2 separate regions of the Homo sapiens genome follow, and region 1 is linked to region 2. A link is a loop called in an ENCODE intact Hi-C map of the cell type or tissue named here. Cell type or tissue: endothelial cell of umbilical vein. All regions are shown on one strand. Each heading gives the region's core, and the rest is flanking DNA. Links, peaks and the distances in the headings are about the cores only.

Region 1 (7,978 bases), core at 2,460-6,459, 360 kb before region 2:
TAGGCCTCTTTTATCAAGATTGCTAATCATCTAGAGGCCTTTACCTACCAACTAGCAATTAACCATGAAATCAATGAATGCAATCACTGTCTCCAAGTAGAATGTGACCAATGACCTCATGCCTAGAGGCAACATCTATACCTTTTGCTGACTGGAGCCCTGACATATGCAGGTGTAGTTAGGAACAGAAATCAACCCCACCTCCCCTTGGCTAGTCACTGTGAAAAGCGTGCGTAAGGCAATTGAATCGAGGGTTAAGGGTTCATCTTGCTAATGTCAAAAGTGACACTAACAAGATTCTTAGCCTCATCCGCCAGATGACGGGCCTCTGCGTCCAGGTCTCCAGGAGCAAGCTCCGCCTCCTTCACCAGACAACGGGTTATAACCTGGGAGGACAGAAAAGCAGCACAACAGTATTGATAAAAATCTGAAAATCTGGGAACATTGTATATCCACAATAAAATTATGAGAGTGACACGCAAAGCACTGCAAAGATACAGATCCTAAGGGACATTTAAAAAAACCTTTTAGCTATGTGAAAAAAAAAAAAACCTTTATATTGTGATTGCCATTTGAACTGATTGTCTGGTGGGGAAAAAAGTCATTCAGCTTCTTTGTCCCAACCTCCGAAACACATGCAAAAGGGTCACCAAAAAACTCTCTCAAGAGGGCCTGATTTAAGTATATGAATCCTCCTATCACAGTGCTTACTAAAACTCATACATTCAAATAAGGGCTGTTCACGCTACAGAAAACAGATTAAAAAAAATCAAGAGTCAAACTTGTCACTTCTACCAGTCAGAACGGGGTCTTCTGTATCCTTCCCTACCCCCAACCACCCCACTCCCTCATGAGCTTCCCAAAGTCAGTGCACAACTGGTAACCTGGTTGAGTGCTAAGGTTCTAGGGCCACCCAGAACTTAAATGTTACTTTTACTCCTTACTTATAGTGGAATCTTTGGGCAATTAAACACTGTGCCTCAGTTTCCTTATTTGTAAAGCCAGGCTAGTCAAAAGTCCCAGCTCAGAAATGCTGGGGATGCTGAAAGAGGCCGTGCAGGCAAGCACACCCTGCATTCCATCTTCTACGATTTCCATTCCTCTCCTAAATATCACCTCTATGTGTCTAAAAATAAGCTTCCGGCAGGACCATTTAAAAATAGCATTTTCTTTCCAGATGCATCACCTTCTCTACAGCAAGCCAGGTTTAGTCTTCTGACACAAAGGGGATTACAGCTCAGCGTTTAAGGTCAGCCAAGTCTGTGGCCCTGCTGCCTTGGAGCCCATGCCCCAGTCTTTCCTCAGTCCTCAAAGACACCATCAGGGCCTCTGCGGTGCCCCTCTCCTCCTATGGAGGATACAAAATCTTCCGCCTTGGTTCCTACAGTGTTCTAGTGTGTTTGTTCTTTCCTTCCTCAGCAGTAACTTGCAACTCTTAGCCAGAATCACCAAGGATTGCTTATTTTCGTTTGTGAGTCCCATCTTCCCAGATTTGAAATTCTCAGGGATGGGATGAAGACAGACTGCTGTGGCATCATCCAGAGTCCCCGGGGCAGTGCTGCACACAGGAAGCAGCTTTGGATGAGCATCTGTCTGCTACTCCTTGTTATTTGCAAGAAACAAGGTGGTCCCAGCCAGAAAGACCAAAACCACTGTGTTCCAGCTCCTTGACACTCATCTGAAGATTGGCAGACAATTCCTCACCCTACTTAGCTCTCCCTCTACGGGGCTGCAGAAGGATCAAGTTAGAATACTATAAGTACAATCCTTCTAAGTACTTAGTGAGGACCTAGGAGGTGATTTGCATCTGTTTCCTTTATTGAATCTTCACAATCCTAAGGAATTAGTCTTAATTTATGGACAAAGAAACAAACAATCTTGTTCCTAAAAGGTAACTATATCCTGTAAGTGTTGAAAATCTGTTAACATTTGACATCAGTGGTGCTTACCTCCTCCCCGCAAAGGCTTTCTGTCCGATTTCCGTTTCAGGACAGATGAAGTGGAAGGCCCAGGACTGTCTTCCTCCTGTTTGAACACACACAGTAGTGTAAGAAGCAATTAAAACATTCTACTTGGCAATCTTCATCTACCGCATGCCAGCCGGCCGAGGTCTCCAGTCACCTGGGGCTTCTTTGCATTTCCTTTGTAACTTTTTCCTTCTTGCATGCTGTCCCACATTTCAATCTTCTGTCTCCTTTTTTCTTCTTCAAGCTGAGAAACAATCACATTTTACAGAAAGAATTCAGAAGCTGCCATTTCTCTCAAAGACAAAGCTAACTCTGATAATTCTTAATTTAAATGTCTTTCAGAACAAACTTCACCCTCGTTTTCTTTAGTTAATAAAACTGTTGTGATCTGGTAGTGTGAGTTTAACTCACATAGAGCAGCTTTGGTTTTTGTACACTATTAAAGAAAGCAAAATGTTTCATGAAAAAGATTACTGACTCCATTCTTCTGAAACTCACTCCTGTCAGGACATTTTTGGTAATGGGGAAGACACAGGCACATGCACACACACACTCACATGCTCCCTGCTCCAGCCTGTCCCTCCTTTTGTGCTCTGGACCTTTCATGGTAATATATTCACACATCTAGTGTTCCCTAACAATCGTGTATTCTTCTTGATATCACCAATACTTACATGGTAGGAACTGAAATGCTTATTGAATCTAATGGGATAGGACCTGGTCCTAGAAGCTTATAGACAACACAGACACAGGCATCGTTAGCCACTAAACCTCAGACAATTTCTATGCACACATTCAAACTGAAACCAGTTCATACTTGTTTCAGTTTTTCCTTATGCTTTTCAACTTGCGCATTTAGTTCTTCTTGCATTTTCAGTCGAGCAGCTGCTAAAGCTTCTTGTCGTTTAACAACAACATCAGGTTCTAAAATGTCAGAAAAAAATGGAGATAAAGCACTGTGTACAATATAAAATAGAAACTTTTGAGTGTCCATATTATTAAAAGTATAAAGAGGTATGGATATCAGACAATGAAACAACATATTTTTACATAAGTACTCCTAACCCCTCTGCATACATTTTACTGCTTCAGGGGGCAGGGGTCTGTTGCTGAGCCACGGATTTTAGCCCGAAATATCTACATCACCAGAAATCTGTTAGAAATGCCAATTTCTGAGTTCCCCTGAGCAATTCCGATTCATAAAGCCTGGGATAGTGGCCACACAGAGCACATCTTGGATACCTCAGTGACACCCACAGTCTCTAGGCTGACTAGAATCCTGGAAGACTACCAAGGAAATATAAAGTTTTCTAAATCATTATCCATCCCTTAATTAGCGCAGAAGATTCTTAAGTATTTGTTTCTACAGAAAAGAAAAATCCTTCCAAATAGCATTATGAATAGAAATGAACTCATTTCTATTCATAACGTCTACTCATAGAGTCTCGCTCTTTGCAACAAGGCTAGACTCCATCTCATAGAAAAAAAAAAAAAAAAGAAAGAAAAGACAGTCTCACTCTGTTGCCCAGGCTGGAGTGCAGTGGCACAATCTCAGCTCACTGCAATCTCCAGCTCCCAGGTTCAAGCGATTTCTCCTGCCTCAGCCACCCTAATAGCTGGGATTACAGGTGCCCGTCACCACGCCCCACTAATATTTGTATTTTTAGTAGAGACAGGGTTTCACCATGTTGGCCAGGCTGTTCTCGAACCCCTGACCTCAAGTCATCCTCCTGCCTCGGCTTCCCAAAGTGCTGGGATTACAGGTGTGAGCCACCGCGCCCCACCGAGAACCATATACTTCCTACTTTTTTTTTTTTTTTTTTTTTAAAGACAAGGTCTCAATCAATTGCCCAGGCTGGAGTGTAGTGTGGCCCGAGCATAGCCCACTGCAGCTTTGACTCCCTGGACTCAAGTGATTATCCCGCCTCAGCCTCCTGAGCAGCTGGGACTACAGGTGCGTGCCGCCACTCCCGGCTATTTTTTTTTTTTTTAAATAGAGACAGGGTCTTCCTGTGTGGCCCCTCTTACTTTTACTAAGAGACTAACTCTTAATATAAAGGAGGTGCAAAACCACCGCTTTCATTTCGGTTATCAGGCACTAACCCACAGCAGCCGCAGCTCGGTCCAGCTGCCTCTGCCTCAAGGCTCTTAGCCGGGCGGAAAGCTTCTGAAAGACCACGTAGAGAAGGATGCAGCTGAAGACGATGTACCAGCCATAGGTGGCCAGCAGGGAGCCCACTGAAAAGAAAAACAGTTTTCAAAAAACTAAAAATGACACTACTAGTTGACCTTTCCATAAGACTCAACAAACACAAAGTGTAACTCCTGCCCTCAAAGCCTTCATGGTCTAGGCTGAGGAAAAAGCCTCCTAAGTAGATCGTTAAAACACGAACTCAAGAAGTGCGACAATTCAGGGATCACTGAGAAGTGAGACTTCCCAACCATCTGGGGAGTCGGGGGCAGTTAGAGTGTGGAGGGCACAGCAACTGGGTTTTGAAGAATGAAGAGCAACTAATCTGAATCAGGAAGGCAAAGGCCTTTCAGAGCCACATAGAAAGGGGTGACAGCGCGGGGAGTCAGGAGTGTGTATGGGGCTGTGTGGGACGGGTCCCAGAGGCAAACGCCAACGGCCGAGTGACCCCAGTAACTACCACAGGAAGGGCTTGGTTCGCAAAAAAGACTTGCGCAAACAAGGGACAGCCGAGCCGCCCAGGGAAGTGCGGCTCCCGAGAAGCCTCCGCGCAAGGTCCGGGCCTGCTGCCCAAGGTCCGCGTAAGCGCCAACGCCCGACCGTTCCCAGGCCTCCCAGGCTCCGGCGCCCGGTGCAGCGGCGGACGACCCACCCATCATGGCTGCGCGTCGCAAAAGTGGCGGCGCGCGCCCGGCTGCCCCGCAACGACTCACCCGTGGTGTGCAGGAAGCGCAGCCCCTCGGTCTCCAGGGCCGGCCGCGCGGACAGAGACTCCTCTTGGCGTTCCATGACCGCCGCCGCCGCCGCCGCCCAGCCCTGCCGCCGCGCCTCCAGCCGGGCGCTTCCGGTGCGCTCCTACGCACACGTGGCGCGCCCGGACGCGGTCGTGGTCCCGGCCAATCGCAGGCCGACCCCGCCCCGTCGCTGGGCCAAACGCAGGGGGGCGTGGCCGAGGGGCGTGGCGGGGGAGAAATCCCGGCTACGCTCGCCGGGGCCGGGACAGCGCGTGTGGGAACGTTCTGTGCTATCTCTTGGCTTGAGTCGGGGGTGGAGGACGGACCTCGTTCACGGATTTCTTACCGAATTTCTACTTTCTTTTTTTTTTCTAATTGGACACTGAAGCCAAGGAAGTCAGTGGTCGCCCGGAAGCAGGATTTGCACCCACATCCTTGCCCGGGGCACATTGGACAACAGGGCTCAGTTGGTTGACGACTCCCAGCATTTGAGGGTTGCAGCCAACGTCCACCCCAAGTGAAGACACGAAATGTGAGCAGCCTCCTGCTCCTGCTGCTGGTGATACCTTTCAGGCCAAGAAAGTCCCCACCGATCCTCAAGGTTCTTTCTCCAAAATCAAAGCCTTTTAGGAAAGAACGATCATAGTAACTGCTCTAACCTGTGTTGAATTATACTGTATCACCACAAGACACGATCACAGAGTTACTTATAATAGTGTCCTGGCTGTGTTCCTCTGCCTGCAACGCCGTCCCGCACCCTCTTCCACCACTCAAACGTCACCACCTTTATGGTGACCATAACCATCCTATTTGAAATGTGACCTTGGGTTTTTCTGGAGCATTTGAAGTGCACATACCTAGCTGTGTTTCAAAAGAAGGGTTGGGAATTGGGAATAGAACTGAAAAAATAATGAATAGGTGACAACATCCGAGTGCTGCGTCACCACTGTCGCCAGGAGCAGTGTGGGGAAGGCAAACCATGACATGAAGCGTGAACGCAATCAGTGTTTCTTCAATGCAGGTTTGCCAAGAAGTTCCTCAAGGGGGACAGCTGCAGGGATTTGAGCACTGACCTCATCAAGCTTTCCCAGCAGTGTGTTCAGAAAGCAATAAAGGGGACCTGGCATTCATGAGCCATAGCAAAGAGAAGCCTGAAAGCTCTTCTTCCCTGTTGGCCACCTTGAAAATGGACTCCTCAGATGAACCGAGGACTCTGGATGTTATCCATAAAGGCTGTGAAGATAGCTTATCGATTTAATGAGGAATTTTAGGAGGGAGAATTTCCTTCTTCATGTTTGCCTTTCCGTTGTAAAAGGTGATGAACCATCACCACTCTTTGCTTTGCTACAGATGATTTCTCACTTGCTCTGGCATCTTGCAGGAACATTTATGTGCTAAATTGAATGACTTCTATGGAATTAGTTGCAATTCTCAGTCCCAGATTAGCTTTAAATCCGCCTTACATCTAAATACTGATAAACTAGACAGGATGAGCAGGGTTGCCTCAACTATTTTGTTAGGCTGTGAAGGACATTAGGTATACCGTACTGGGGTCATAGTTCATGGAAAAAAATGGTTAGGGCCTCACTTTTCTCTCAGGAAACTCATACCAAAACAGTTTCAATCAATGCTTGGGAGCAGTTTTATTTTTATACAGTAACTTAACAGGATGGTTTAACACAAGAGTTCCCCATCTTGACAAGGTGTCAGATGAAGACTTGAGAGCTTCAAGAATGTTGCAGTGGGCCAGGAGTGGTGGCTCTTGCCTGTAATCCTATTGCACTTTAGGAGGCTGAGGCAGGAGGATCACTTGAGGCCAGGAGTTCAAGACCAGCCTGGGCAACACAGCAAGATCCCATCTCTACAAAAAAATTTGGCCAGGCACGGTGGCTCACGCCTGTAATCCCAGCACTTTGGGAGGCCGAGGTGCATGGATCACCTGAGGTCAGGAGTTCAAGACCAGCCTGGCTAACATGGTGAAACCCTGTCTCTACTAAAAATACAAAAATTAGCCAGGTGTGATGGCGGGCGCCTGTAATCCCAGCTACTAGGGAGGCTGAGGCAGGAGAATCGCTTGAACCTGGGAGGCAGAGGTTGCAGTGAGCTAAGATTGTACCACTGCACTCCACAGCCTGGATGACAGAGCAAGACTGTCTAAAAAAGAAAGAAAAGAAAAGAAAAAAAACCCACAAAACTTAGTTATGGAAGAAGATCCTAAATTGCAAAGATTTGTTGTTGCCGGCTTTCAATCCATGTCAATGAATTAAAGTCAACGTGCACAGTATAAAAATGCCAAAATGTTGCATCTGATTAAATGAAGGGAACGTTTGCTTTATTTGCCTTGTTTAGCTACCTTATCCTGTAATGTCTGTAATCACAAAGATGGAATAAATTGTAACATTTTAGGTTCTATCATTAAAAAAAGGCAACAATCCTTTTCACTCAGGACTTTGCGATATAAAATGGAAACCAGTATTAACTCATGAAAATAATGCACATTCTAAGCATATAGAAAACCAAAGTATCCTTGTAAACTATTGTGAACTATTGTATACATATATACATATAATGCATATATTCCACTAAAATCTAATAGATATTATTTGAATGCATGGATGATGGCTTTTCAGTTCCTAGCACATTGATCTTATGGTCCTATTGATAGAAGTTACTCATCCTAGCCAGGAATTTGTTACCTTTGTCCCTTTAATCAGGTGTTATAACCTCACCTGGCTTGGCTTGTCTAGAACTGGAAAGGTATTTCAACAAACACTTTGCTCAATGTAATTGCTCAGGTATTATTTGCAAAAAGAGGACAAAGGTGGACAGTAACCAGGGCTGCCACCTATCACTGACTGTTGTAGGCTAAATGATTGGCCGAGGCTGAAAGAGTGGCCCTAATTTGTCACTCCTTCTCACAGCCATATCCTTGCTATGGCAAGGTCAAAGGAGTATATTTCCCCATCATCCTTTGACTTTGTACTTGGCGAGGTGGCTTGCTTTGGTTAATATCAAGTGGGCAGAAATAAGTGTGTCAGTTTTGAGTGTAGGTAGGCCTTAAGAAGCTCCTAGTGTTTATTTCTTGT
Region 2 (7,844 bases), core at 2,379-6,378:
TTGGGTGTATACCTAGAAGATTCCCCAAGTCACATGGTAACTCTATGTTTAACATTTTCACAAATTGCCAGACTGTTTTCCTGGGCAGCTACATCACTTTACATCCCCACCAGCAATATATGAAGGTTCCAATTTCTCCACATTCTCATCAATACTTGTTATTGTGTTTTCTTTTTCTTTTATTTTTTAGAGACAGTGTCTCGCTCTGTGGCTCAGGCTGGAGTGCAGTGGTGTGGTCACAGTGTCGATGAAGAGTCCAACTCTGTAAAATATTTGAAGAGATTTATTCCGAACCAAATATGAGTGAGGCACAGTATCAAGAGGTCCTAAGAACATGTGCCCGGTGTGGTCCGGCTACAGCTTGAATTTATACATTTTAGGGAGACATAAGACACCAGTCAATACATGTAAGATGCAGACTGGTTCCATCTGGAAAGGCAGGACAGCTCGAAGCAGGGGCTTCCAGATCATGGGTAGATTCAAGGATTTTCTAATTGGCAATTGGTTGAAAGTGTTATTGTCTAAAGACCTCTAATCAACAGAGGGGAGTGTCTGGGTTATGATAAGGGATTGTGGAGACCAAGGTTCTTATCATGCAGATGAAGCCTCCAGATTGCGAGCTTCAGAGAGAATAGATTGGAAATGTTTCTTAGACTGAAAAAGGTGCCAGATTTGTGACTGATTCTCTGCTGTGTCAGGGAAAAGACCTGAAAGGGAAGGGGATTCTTTGCAGAATGTAGATTTTTCCAAGAGACAGCTATGCGGGGCCATTTCAAGATATGGCAAAGAAACATATTTGGGGTTAAAATATTTTGATTTATCTGTCATGTGATGTTATGCCAGAGTCAGGTTGGAAAGTAAGCCACATCACATAGGGTTAAATAAAACTGCTTTGAGATTTTATAAGGTGCAACTCCCCAGCCCCTTAGATAGGAATTTGGGCAAGAGGGAAAAAAGGTCAGAGTTTAGTCCTCAGTAGCTAACTGTAACTCCACCTCCTGGGCTCAAAGATCGCTCCCACCTCAGCTTCCCAAGTAGCTGGGACCACAGGCGCACACCTGCTTATTTTTATTTATTTTTTTTAGAGACAGGCGTAACTACGTTGCGCAGGCAGGTTAAGAATGCCTTTTATTATAGTCATTCTAGTGGGTGGTGAGTCATTTCATTTTGTTCTCATGTAAAAGGACAACTTCATAATATGTGAACAAATTCCCTTGGTTTTCTCTTCGAGCATTTTGCAAGTTGTATTTTGTGTTCTATTCTACATTCCGTGCCCTGATAGCTAGGAGTGAGGCAGGGAAAAGCTCAGCTGAGACTATATCTTTGCTAGAATATCTGGTCTCTGGTTTCTTGACTAGGATTTTCTAAATGTCCTGAATCAAAGTTTCCTCCCCAGGGAATGATGCAATGACCCCTGGGGGTCACCCCAGGCTTTGGATCCTTTATCTGGTTCAGCAGGGAACCCCTGAACCCATCAGAGTCCCTCCTGTTTGTTCACGAGCCCTCTCTCACTGGTCTCTTCCCAGCAGCCCTTTTCACTTCCCCCAGCAGTAACAGGAGAAAGATATAGATACCTCTCTTTCTCCGAATTAACCTGTTTTTCCTCACCAGTGAGACCCCCCCACCTTTTTTTTTTTTGGAGACAGAGTTTCGCTCTTGTTGCCCAGGCTGGAGTGCAATGGTATGATCTCGGCTCACAGCAGCCTCTGCCTCCCAGGTTCAAGCAATTCTCCTGCCTCAGCCTCCTGAGTAGCTGGGATTACAGGCACCTGCCACCACGCCCACCTAATTGTTTTGTATTTTTAGTAGAGACGGGGGTTTCACCATGTTGGCCAGGCTGGTCTCGAACTCCTAGCCTCAGGTGATCTGCCCGCCTCGGACTCTCAAAGTGCTGGGATTGCAGGTGTGAGCCACCACGTCTGGCCTCCAGTGAGACTTTCTGAGTTTTGTTGCGCCAGCAGGGCCATTTGCGGGAGTAATCTTACACACCTGAGCAATAATTTTTTTTCCCTGTATTCACAATTTTTTGACGTTTTTGGCATTTGGCTGTATCCTTTTGCTTGTTCGCTGTGGAGTTTTCATTTGTTTGCTGGTTTTGGGCAGGAAGGAGGTGCTGGCTTTTCCTACAGTGTGTTTATCATTTAAGTATTTGAGAAGGGAGATGCTGCAATCCAGCTGCACTCTACCACTTTAAAAATTCTCAGCAATACTTTTAGGTGTTTAGCTTACTCCCAGCAATTCCTCCTTACTCATTCATCAAACTCCTAGTCACTGTGCACCTGCTGCATGGCCGGCAGGGCTCTCAGAGCTGAGCTACAGCAGAGAACCAGAGCCCTGCCTTCGTGGAGCCTTAGTAAATTATGTCCACGTGTCTCCATCAAAGCGTATTTTGCATAAAAGTGTTGTGTTTATGGAAGACAATTTCAATACATTTAAAAGAATTTAAATCAAATTTGCCTAGGTTACAAAATTAACCAATAGGTCTAGTGCATAGCATCACTACAGTTATCATATTATAAATTTGCTAAGAGTAGATTTTAAGTGCTCTTACCATGAAAGAAACGCATACGATGTATATACAATAAAAGTTTAAAAAATGTGTCTACCCCCTAACATTCATGTGACACTTCATACTCTACCAAAAGGGCAGAACAGAGGGGAAGCTTTAGAGCAGGAGCGGAGGAATCTGCCTCCATTTTTCCTGGGTGTTTTTTTTTTTCCTTTTTATGCATATTCTACTTATGTAGTGCCTTCATTTTCAGGCTTTTTCAATGTTGTATTTGAGAAGCTGCATCAGGTACAGCTCATTTTCCACTCATTGCTTACAGGATGAATTAAAATCATTTGCATATTCCGTAGCTGATGATATATGCCCAAAATAAATGCAAGTCTGGCATAAGGCATTAAAAAAAAAGTACAGAGAAATGAAGTTGTGTGGCATAGAGAAGGTATTTTTACATTTTAAAATCTTGAAGCATAAGATCTTTGAAAAAATCTTTTTATACGCACCATAAACCAGTTGTTCCTCAGCAATTTGCAGAAATCAGATCAACATGGTGTTACAGACAAATATTTACTTGAAGCCAATTTCTATATATTATCTCCTTGCAGCCACCTCAACTGCCAGTCCCTGGAATTGTACACAGTCCCTTCAAAACCTTGAGGACACCCGTGGCATTAACTCAGCAAATAAATGAGAGCCTCTGTGTGCACGGCATTGTTCTAGGGACAATGGAGGGGGTAGACATAAATAACCCAGCACCTTCCCGTGAGGCATTACTGGGGTAAATGGAAGAGAGCTGACAAAGCAAGGTAGAGATTCTTAAGGGGAAATCATGACAGATGGCCTGCTGCAGTGATAAATTCTGAGTGTCTAGAGAACTATCAATAGAGGATGGTTGACTGATATGGTTCCCAACCTGTGTGAACAGGATGGCTATCTAATCATATCCCTGGGTCAGAGCCCATAGCTCACACATGATGGACTGAGTATTTGTGTCTTTTCCACCCCAAATTCACATGTGGAAATCCTCACCACTGTAATGATGGTATCAGGAGGTGGGACCTTTGGGAGGTGATCAGGTCATGAGGGTGGAGCTCTCAGGATTGGGATTAGTGCCCTTATAGAAGAGGCCCCAGAGAGATCTTCCCTGCCTCTACCATGTGAGGATGTGAGAAGATGTTATGAGGAAGAAGGCCCTCACCAGATACCAAATTTACCAGCACCTTCATCTTGGACTTTCTAGCTTCCAGAACTCTTAAGAAATAAATTTCTGTTGTTAAGCCACGCCGTTTATGGTATTGTTATAGCAATCCTGAAAATCTAAGACAGCAGAGGAATAGAACCTGAAGGTCAGACTCCAACATGGCATTTTGCTGCCAGCAGAGGCCCATGGGATTTGCTACAAGAGATTGCACCCACACTCCCTAGTGCCCTTTGAAAGTATAGTTTTACTTTGCAGTTTCTTTTTGGGGCTGTGTATGAGTTCATCGTTCATAAATTTGTTTGTACTATTTGAAAATCTCTTCGTATTTCCTGCTAGTTCTGTCTCAGGCCATCAGCTCTATCAAAGTCCTTGATCTGAAGCATTCCTGACTGGCTTACATCCTTCAGGTTCCAAGGGCTATGCCCTTGTGCAAACTTTTTAGGATTTGGGAACAAGTTCATTTATGCCTCCTTTCATGGATTCTGAATCTTTGAGCTTTACTCTCAGACACTGCAGCTTCATTATCTAATTCAGGCCCCAGAGCCACAAAAATGGTTAATCAAGGATGCTGTTACCTATTTCCACCAAGGGCAATGCATACTTCCTACTAACTTCCCACCGACTCCCTGGTTCCACCTTGCATGGTTGCTCAACAGGGAAGTATTAGATTCTCTTCTACACAGAGCTACATAAGGAGACTCAGGAGACATTTTTATTATAGTTAGCAAAGGGGCTACTTCTTGAAGAAAAGATCGTCTTCTAAAGAAACACCTGCTCAATCAACAGTTTAACGGATACAAAAAGTGTGTCTTTGCTCTCAGAAAGAAAGGTCCACATAAACCGGGTTACTCCCATCCTGAAGAACTGCTCATGCTCTGTGACAAGTTCCTCGTAAACAAAACAAAACAAAACCAGTTTTTTTTTCTGTTTCTGGAACTAGAATGGGGAAGCAAATGTAATGGGGATGCGCCACCTAGCGACGAGAGATGGAACTGTCACTCAACTAAGAAAAGGACTGTGCTTTAAACAGCAGCAAGTGATCACTGAAACCTTTCAGGTAAACTGAAATCAATAAATCATCTGCTGAATGAAATATGCAGATATTTTATAGCTTCTAGATATGATATGGTGGTTAACAGTCTTCTGGATAATACACACAAGTGTTTAAAAAGCAGTAACTCAGATACCCACATTTGAAAGAAAAAATGCTAAGTTTTTAAATGTTTCAAAAGCAAGCTTGAGTAAAAATCTTTTTGAATAACTGAGTTTTTTTTCCCCGATAAAGGGTCTATAACAGATCTATACTCAAAAACATTTATATATTTCCACTGTGTCAATAAACCAGCCAATTATGACTCTGTTAGAATGGAGTAATGCCCTGAAAGATAAAAATGTTATTCTTAACAATAAAGGTAAGTTGTAATGATTATTCAAGATTATATTTAATATAGAAAACAGGCCCACAGTATTTCTTAACTTGCAATTTTATTAATTTTTCAGTACTCTTACCTTTTATATACTACTAAGAAAATTTAAACCATAACTAGACATAAACATTCTGCAGTTTAATTCAAATTTTCATATATACAGACCAGACTACATATGTATTACACTGCAAAACTTACACATGACTGAAGCTGAGCCTAATAACTTCAATTAGCCAACAACAGAAACACTCCCACTTCCTGCAGTCACAGCAATTAGCTAACAATAAAAACACTCCCACTTCCTGCAGTCACAGCTGAAAGACTTTTCAAGGCAGACTACATTTGGGCTGGAGATACAAGTGATGTAGTTTGACTTGGGCAATACAAAACAAAAGTCATAGGAATTAAATGGATTTTCAATCACTGTATAATTCATTCTCCTGGCTTAAGTACGTTTTAATTTTTTCACAGAAAAAAATATATTTCAGGCAAATAAAAACAAATTCCAGATTAGCATAGTTCAGCGTTTCATTTATCTTACCTTTATCAAGGCAAACAAAGTACAGATGCTGTACATTAAAAACATAGAAATATATCACTCACACCACATCAACTCCTACGGACAAAAGGGCTTTTTCTAAGCCCTGCTCCTTTCTGAAGCACACACCACAGCTAAATGTACAAAGAGCCATCTGCTGGTCCAACATAGCCAACTCCAATGAGCAGGACGTCTATCAGCGTCCATATTCCCAGGCCACCGAAGCTGAAGAGCTTGCCGAGGCCTTCCCGCCACTGGCCCAGGTAGAAACGGTCTGCTCCAAACCCACCGAGGGTGATGCTGCGATGGCAAACAGACAGGATTCCATGAGACCACCTCCACCCCAGCTGTGGCCAGTCACGGTTTAATCACCACATTATGTCAGATTTGAGAAAGGGCTTCCCCTGATCGTAGCCCTTAACTGGAACACAAGTGACTATTTCACAAACTGACACCACCAAATAATTACGGGCAGGAAGACAGTTTAAATGTCAAAAGTAAACATACAATTTTTAGCTGTACTAAAAAACCAATGTTTTCTTTTTTTAAAGTTATCAATCTCATTGCTTTTTAGTCAAAATAAAGCAAAGACCCAGTCTAACAGGAAGTGCACTAACACGGGGTCAGGGCTGGAGTCAGGAGGAGCTCACCACCACCTGGACGACCTGGATCAAGTCATCCATGTTTTCAGTCTATTTTTTCATTCATCTCTAAAATCTTAATGTTAGGAATAAATCCTTAAAAGATTTAAGGATCTTTTAAATTCTAAGATCTAATAATACTGAAACTATATTATGGAAAATTTCTAAACACCTAACAATAAAAAGTAAAGAGAACAGTACCCATGACTCAGCTCCAATAATCAACACTTGGCCAGCTGTGTTTCATCAAAACCCTCCTCTTTCCCCTCCAGAGTACCCTGAAGCAAACCTTGGGCATCATCTCATTACAGTGATGATTTTAAAAGAAACCATGTTGCCGGGCGCGGTGGCTCACGCCTGTCATCCCAGCACTCTGGGAGGCTGAGGCAGGCGGATCACAAGGTCAGGAGATCCAGACCATCCTGGCTAACACGGTGAAACCCTGTCTCTATTAAAAATACAAAAAATTAGCCAGGCGTGGTGGCGGGCGCCTGTAGTCCCAGCTGCTCGGGAGGCTGAGGCAGGAGAATGGCGTGAACCTGGGAGGTGGAGCTTGCAGTAAGCCGAGATTGAGCCACTGCACTCCAGCCTGGGTGACAGAGAGAGACTCCGTTAAAAAAAAAAAAAAAAAAAAAAAGCAAAAAAAAAAAAAAACCATGTTGAGTGCTGAGAAGTTTTAATTGTTGAAAGTATGTTACAGTATAGTACTGTAAGAGGTTAACAATGTAGGGAAACCAGGTTAGGGGTATATAAGAACTCTACTATCTTTGCAACTTTTCTGTAAATTAAAATTATTCCAAGTTTCAAACATTTATTTATTTTTTTAAAAAGCCAGTTGTTAATTTGAACCATTGTCAGCAATGGTTACTAATCTTTTTTTTTGAGACAGAATCTCACTCTGTCACTGAGGCTGGAGTGCAGTGGTGCAATGCCAGCTCACTGCAGCCTCCTCCTCCTGGGCTCAAGTGATCTTCCCATTGCAGCCTACCACGCAGCTGGAACCACAGACATGAACCACGATGGCAGGCTTTTGTATTTTTGGTAGAGATGGGGTTTCACCATGTTGGCCAGGCTGGTCTTGAACTCCTGACCTCAAGCAATCCGCCAGCCTCGGCCTCCCAAAGCGCTGGGATTACAGGTGTGAGCCATCGCGCCCGCCCTATCTTATTTTTGTTAGTCTCATTTTCTATCCTGGCACCCTCTTTTACTTTTCAGTTACACTTTTCCTGCCAGGCAAGATCCTTCTTTCCTCAGCTCAAATTCTAATGCAGTGGTTCTCAGCAAGGGGCAATTTTGTCCCCTAGGGGACACCTGGCAACATCTGGAGACACACTGTCACAGCTGCAAGGGATGGGGGGTTTGCTACTGACAAGTAGTAGGTAGAGGCCAGTGATGCTGCTCAACACCCTGCTATGCACAGCACAGCCCCAAGACAAAAACTCATTCAGCCCAGAACGTCAGCAGTGATGAGGCTGAGAAATCCTGCCCTATGGCTGCAATGCTGCAGGCCTCAGGGTCTCAGGCACGAACT

The links. Peaks named below come from ENCODE experiments on the same cell type or tissue, not always from the same donor. Only the 100,000 strongest peaks of a DNase experiment are listed, where the experiment ranks them.
Region 1: a loop joins it to region 2, with 10 times the contacts of the local background. A loop is called at or near these places in 14 of 110 quality-filtered maps.

The regions. Positions count from the first base shown.
Region 1 is chr15:101,272,471-101,280,448 of GRCh38, forward strand. It overlaps SELENOS (selenoprotein S), which reads right to left and starts at 5,015. Exons shown (of 6, transcript NM_018445.6): 1 at 4,872-5,015; 2 at 4,071-4,205; 3 at 2,785-2,891; 4 at 2,122-2,211; 5 at 1,950-2,025; 6 at 1-386. The coding sequence starts at 4,947. The coding sequence ends at 301. RefSeq lists a silencer at 4,891-5,220. In endothelial cell of umbilical vein, for the core only: a CTCF peak has its summit at 4,220; DNase peaks (open chromatin) are centred at 4,321 and 5,061; H3K4me3 peaks cover 1,639 bases; H3K27ac peaks cover 883 bases.
Region 2 is chr15:101,636,673-101,644,516 of GRCh38, forward strand. TM2D3 (TM2 domain containing 3) reads right to left here. Exons shown (of 6, transcript NM_078474.3): 6 at 5,176-5,972. The coding sequence ends at 5,807. Among named protein-coding and RNA genes, the nearest start is that of TM2D3, 12 kb to the right of the region's middle. RefSeq lists a silencer at 4,611-4,770. In endothelial cell of umbilical vein, for the core only: a CTCF peak has its summit at 4,696 (motif pointing left); DNase peaks (open chromatin) are centred at 4,669 and 5,419; H3K27ac peaks cover 1,660 bases.